Linked DNA regions of Homo sapiens: region 1 is linked to region 2. The links are chromatin contacts, found by POLR2A ChIA-PET in ENCODE. All regions are on one chromosome and are shown on one strand. Each heading gives the region's core, a stretch centred on a gene start or an enhancer-like site at or near the end of the contact. The rest is flanking DNA. Distances are from core to core; before and after follow the strand shown. Region 1 has its middle 16 kb from the start of FBXW5. Region 2 overlaps NOTCH1 (notch receptor 1).

Region 1 (2,700 bases), core at 44-2,543, 420 kb before region 2:
ACCTGTACACAAATGTTTATAGCAGCTCTATTCAGACCTGCAAAACATTAGAAACAACCCAAACACCCTTCAACAGGTGACGAGACAAACTGATCCATCCATAGAGCACTACTCCAAAAAAAACAAAAAAAAAAGAGAGAAAACAAATGCTGATGCACGCATCCTGATCAGTCTCAGCGGCGTTCTGCAGATCTCGCTGCTCCCAGCCACGCATTGTAGGACTCCATTATGGGACCTTCTTGGAAAGACATAACTACAGTGGTGGAGGACAGGTGTGTGGCTGCCACGGGTCGGGGTGGTGACTATGGGGAAAGTGGAACAGTCTTCTGAGATGGCAGGGCTCGCCTGTCTCCCAGGTATGGTGCTTACCCACATCTGCACAGGTGTGAACATCCATGGAATTGAATGTTCCATGAACAAAACAAAAGAACAAATCAATTTTACTACGTGAAATTTAAAAATGTTATTAGGGGCCAGGTGCAACACCTGCAATCCCAGCACTTTGGGAGGCTGAGGTGGGCAGATCACCTGAGGTCAGCAGTTCGAGACCAGCCTGGCCAACATGGTAAAGCCCTGTCTCTACTAAAAATACAAAAATTAGCCAGGCGTGGTGGCTCACAGCTGTAATCCCAGCTACTCAGGAAGCTGAGGCAGGAGAATTGCTTGAACCTGGGAGGCGGAGGCTGCAGTGAGCCGAGATTGTGCCATTGTATTCCAGCCAGGAAGACAGAACGAGATTCCGTCTCAAAAAAAAAAAAAAAAAAAAAAAACACTTCCTGAGGGAGATGTAAGGTGACACAAAAGTTCGGCAATTCCTCCAAGAGCTGAACAAGCGGCCCAGCAGCTCTACTCCTCGGTATAAATATTCAAGAGAAATGAAAACAAATACACGTCCCCATAAAAACTTGTTCACAAATGTTCACAGCAGCATTTTCAGAGTAGCCAAAAAGTAGAAACCACCCAAATGTCCAGCAACGGATGAATGGATAAATAAGGTGTGGTGCATCCATACAAGAGATTATTCAGCCATTAGAAGGAATGAAACTCCAATGCATGCTGCAACACACAGGAACCATGAAAATATCTTGCTGAGTAAAAGCAAAGGCCACATTCACATGAATGTCCTGAGTAGGCAAATCTATAGAGACAGAAGGTAGGTTTATGGCTGGCTGTCAGGGGCTGAGCGGGAGGGAACAGTGACTGCTAAGGGAAGGTTTCTCTGCAGGGTGATGAAATGTCCCAAAATTAGGTAGTGACGATGGTACCTCTGTGGGTTTGCACAGAGCCTGTCACTTCCCCAGAAGGCCATGAGGCGGCTGGGCCAGGCCTGCCCACGGGGCTGCTCCAGAGCATTTTGTCCCTCAAGGGCCTTGGTCTGCTTCGTGGGAGCCTCTTGGTGTGGCAGCCAGTGCCTAGGGAATTGTTCCGAGTGCAGACCTCTGCCCCTTCTGCAGCCTGGAGCCCGATGCTGCTCTCACTGCGTGGGGGGTGCGGTCCTCAGCTCTTCCCCAGGTTCTCCAGACCTCCATCTCCACTGCAGGGAGGTGAGGGCCAGGAGGACCATCCGGCTGCTCTGGCAAAGGACCTCCAAGGTAGCTGCTCTGCCCCGTCTTTCAGTTGATCCACTTTTAGACTCTGCTCCATGCCAGGGCCTCCCGGTGTGGCCAGCTTCCCCCTCAGCCCTCTTCTGCTCAGCAGCCACCCACCAACCCACTTCCCACCTTCCAAAATGGGTTCAAATCCTTTGTGGGATGTTGGCTTCTTCCCCATCTTTGTCCCTGGGGGAGGATTTTTTTTTGGTCCATTCCTCTCATTTCACAGTTCCATTTCGTTTTAAGTGAGAAGAGATGACCTCAATCAATCTGTTTTAACAAACTGCAGTGACCCAGCAAAACCTGTCACATACAAACAAATCCCCAAATATAGAAGCCCAGTATGTTAAAGACAAAACTTCACAATCATTAGACGAAAACATGACAGTGGTTTCCAGCCTCAGGGAAGGTCAGGATGTTCTGAGTCGGTCGGAAATAGCACCATTCATAAAGGATAAGATCAGCTGATCATGTGTAAGGCTTAAGCTTCTGCACATCAGGAGCAACAGAAACGCAGTTCAAAGACACAACCGAGAATCCGTAATCAGGAATATCAGGAACTCCTACCAACCAGCAGAATAAGACCCAGACCAACAACCAGAAGAAAAATGAGAAAAAGACATCAACAGGCAATTCGCACGGGAGAGAATCCAAGGGAGAGGTAAGCGTGGTAAAGACGCCTGACTCCGCCGAGTCATCAGAGAAACGCACGTGACAGCGATGCCACTTCACTTCACACACAGCACGCTGCAGCATCTCAATTCCAACAACACGAAGCACGGGCAGGGATGGGAGGGATGGGAGTGATGGGAACCCTCCCCCTGGTGCTGGTGGAAGGACCGGATGCAGCCCCTCTGCAAAGCAAGCTGGCAACTGCTAAAAAGGGGAGGCCTAGAAACCACCAACCCTCCTTCCAGGTTGACAGGAGACCCACGAGAGCAGGTCTGGCTATCTCCAGTCACCAAACCCTGAAGACACGGGAAGAGACTGGAAGGTGCTCTCTAGGGAACTCACACACGGCAGTCAGAATCCACCATGTAGAGTGCCCAGCACAAGATGCATTAAAAGTAGCCAGGCTGAGTCAAAAGCCCAGCTACCTGCAGCTGAC
Region 2 (2,914 bases), core at 45-2,544:
CAACAACAATGAGTGTGAATCCAACCCTTGTGTCAACGGCGGCACCTGCAAAGACATGACCAGTGGCTACGTGTGCACCTGCCGGGAGGGCTTCAGCGGTGAGTGGGCTGCGCGTTTCTCAGTGCAGAGGGCCGCCCTCGAGTCTGGGGAGCTGGAGACACAGGATCGGGACCCAGGTCCAGCCAGCACCATGCATGGTGTCTCCCTCCCGTGGCAAAGCCTTAGCTCCAGGCCTCTGGCTCTTGGAGATGAGGAGGGGCCTGGGGTGGGGAGCAGGCCCAGGGCTGCTGTTGTGGGGCCCTGCCAAGGTGCCTGGGAGTGCTGGACATGCCGAGTGCTGTCCCCTTCCCTCCAGGTCCCAACTGCCAGACCAACATCAACGAGTGTGCGTCCAACCCATGTCTGAACCAGGGCACGTGTATTGACGACGTTGCCGGGTACAAGTGCAACTGCCTGCTGCCCTACACAGGTGAGGGGTGGGTGGGGCCTGTGCTGGAGGGGGCGGGGCCTATGTGGGAGGGGCGGGACCTGTGCTGGAGAGGGCGGAGCCTGTGCTGGAGAGGGTGGGGCCAGGGGTGGGGGCGGCCTGGGAAGCCGTGACTGGAGGGTAAAGTGGTGGCTTTCTTGGGGCGGGGCCTTCCAGAAGGTTCTGCGCCTCACTGAGTGCCTTAGGCCCCTGCAGTATGTGGGCCTTCTCCCGGGGGTGGGGTTGGCAGATTAGCAAAGATACAGGATGCCTGGGAGAAAATTTTCATGCAAGCATGTGTTTTACCTGGCAAGCCTGCCGCAAGACACAGGTAAGATGCAGGTGAATCCTTAGCAGGGCCGGGCCTGGGTCACTGGGCTCCGTGCTCCCGGCGCCCACCCTGCTGGGGTCTCTGGGGGCCGGGCTTCCCCACCCCCGCCAGCCGGACCTGAGGGATTCCTTTGATGGCGGGCTCTCTTTGTGTGAGCGGAACAAGGAGCCCTCTGTTTGGGCTGAGCGGGGAGGGGGATGTTCCCCCAACTGTCCAGCCCCTGCTATGAACCCAGCCAAGGGGATCACAGGAAATGATCTCCTCTAGAAAAGACAAAGAAGAGTCCACAAGCACCGGGGTCCTGGCGCTCCCCAGGAGCGGGCAGAGGGTGCTGCCACGGGGCCTGGTCAGGGAGGGCCTGCCTGGGCCAGGCAGCCGGGCTGGAGGTCCCACGCCTGCGGTTCCCATGACATCCAGCAGCCTGTGGCCAGAACGCTGTTTTCTTTGACCGAAGTTAAGGACCTGGGTTTTCTCTCCTGTGTCAGTCAGTGAGGACCCTCCCTCCACGGCTGGGCGCCCCTGTCCCTTTCAGACACGTCGATCGGGCCGGCAGGAGGAGCGGCGGTGCTGACCCGCTTCCTATCTGCCCGCTTCCTGCTTCCTTTCGCACAATTGTCGGAAACTCTGGCGCAGTTCCTGCCTGCCCGGGTCACCGTGGAAACCAATAGGAAGAGAGGCCCTGGAAAGTCGCCCCAGCAGGCCAGGGAGATAATGGGGGACAGGGAAGATAACGCAGTCCCCACGGCTATAAACAGGAAGCTCGGCCATGGGCTTGTGCAGAAAAAGGCCCTCGGCTGTGCACGTGGTTCCCACATAGCCTTTGCCAGACACCCTGCGTGGCCCTGGAGGTCTCCAGGCCGTGCCCCGTGCCCCGACACGCAGGATGTGCTGGGGGCCTGGGCCTGTCCCCTCCATCGCAGCCCTTGTTTGTTGGCCTCCCGTGATGGGCGTTTGCTGCCTGTGACACGGAGCCCCAGGATTAGTTTCAGGCCTCGGTCTCAGGCCAGGGCCTTTCCTCGTCACCCAGAGATGAGGGGGCTTGCGTCCGGGGTGGGCCCAGGTCCCTGCAGTGTCGTGGAGCCCACCCGACTGAGGCCGCCTCTCCTGGTGCAGTCCTTGTTCCTGGGCACGCCTGGTGGGGTGAGGCCTAGGCTGTGCCCCGCTGCCAACCGGGAATGAGGGGTGGCTTCTGAGCGTGACATTTGTGCAGCTTGTCTTCAGCGTCCCCCCATCTGTGCTCCACTCCTCCCTGGGTCAGGGTCCTGGCACAGCCGGGAGCGCTCAGGGGTCTCGGTGCACATTTGCCTCCCGGCGGGACCAGCAGACGGCACTCTGATGGCGGAAAGACCAGCAGGCGGTGGCCGATTTGGGAGATCCCTCTGGGTGAGGCTCCCGGGGTCACGTGTGTCTCCTTCCCGCAGGTGCCACGTGTGAGGTGGTGCTGGCCCCGTGTGCCCCCAGCCCCTGCAGAAACGGCGGGGAGTGCAGGCAATCCGAGGACTATGAGAGCTTCTCCTGTGTCTGCCCCACGGGCTGGCAAGGTGAGGCTGGCCAGGGCCCGGTGAGGGCTGGGATGGGAGGTCAGGATGTCTGCGGGACACAGGCAGCTCCCAGGCAGGCTAGATGAGTCTTTGAAGAGGAGCTGGTGGGTGCTGAGGAGGCCCTGGTCGGAGAAGTTCTGGAATCAGGAATTGACCTGGGAGCACCGTTCCCAACTCCAGTTCCTGTGACCTTCTTAGGCCAAAATTAGGGGAGAGGGGATGGTCCTGGGGTCACGGAAGCCTACTCCTGGGTCGGGAGAGGCACTGTAGGTGGGTGGGCCAGCCTGGGAAGGGCCTGGAGGGCCAGGGGCCGCTGGTGACCAACCGGCCTCCTCCTGCCCCGCAGGGCAGACCTGTGAGGTCGACATCAACGAGTGCGTTCTGAGCCCGTGCCGGCACGGCGCATCCTGCCAGAACACCCACGGCGGCTACCGCTGCCACTGCCAGGCCGGCTACAGTGGGCGCAACTGCGAGACCGACATCGACGACTGCCGGCCCAGTGAGTAGCCCCGCGGCTCTGGCCTCCTCCAGGAAGCTCTCAGGCCTCAGTTCCCCCGGGCAGGGTTGGTGCGCATG

Evidence for each region. ChIA-PET counts read pairs that join two places held with the same protein, here RNA polymerase II (POLR2A).
Region 1: POLR2A ChIA-PET joins it to region 2 with 11 read pairs in Panc1. The contact joins two enhancer-like sites. POLR2A ChIA-PET finds 5 or more read pairs at or near these places in 2 of 52 experiments (Panc1 and activated T-cell).

The regions. Positions count from the first base shown.
Region 1 is chr9:136,927,410-136,930,109 of GRCh38, reverse strand. No RefSeq gene overlaps it. Among named protein-coding and RNA genes, the nearest start is that of FBXW5, 16 kb to the left of the region's middle. Within about 2 kb of position 1,293, at least 7 of the 41 ENCODE cell types and tissues checked have a DNase peak (open chromatin) inside an H3K27ac peak, as active enhancers do.
Region 2 is chr9:136,510,576-136,513,489 of GRCh38, reverse strand. It overlaps NOTCH1 (notch receptor 1), which reads left to right. Exons shown (of 34, transcript NM_017617.5): 14 at 1-98; 15 at 356-469; 16 at 2,219-2,338; 17 at 2,685-2,837. All of the region lies in intron 1 of LOC124902310 (a long non-coding RNA gene), which reads right to left. Among named protein-coding and RNA genes, the nearest start is that of MIR4673, 7.6 kb to the left of the region's middle. Within about 2 kb of position 1,294, at least 9 of the 41 ENCODE cell types and tissues checked have a DNase peak (open chromatin) inside an H3K27ac peak, as active enhancers do.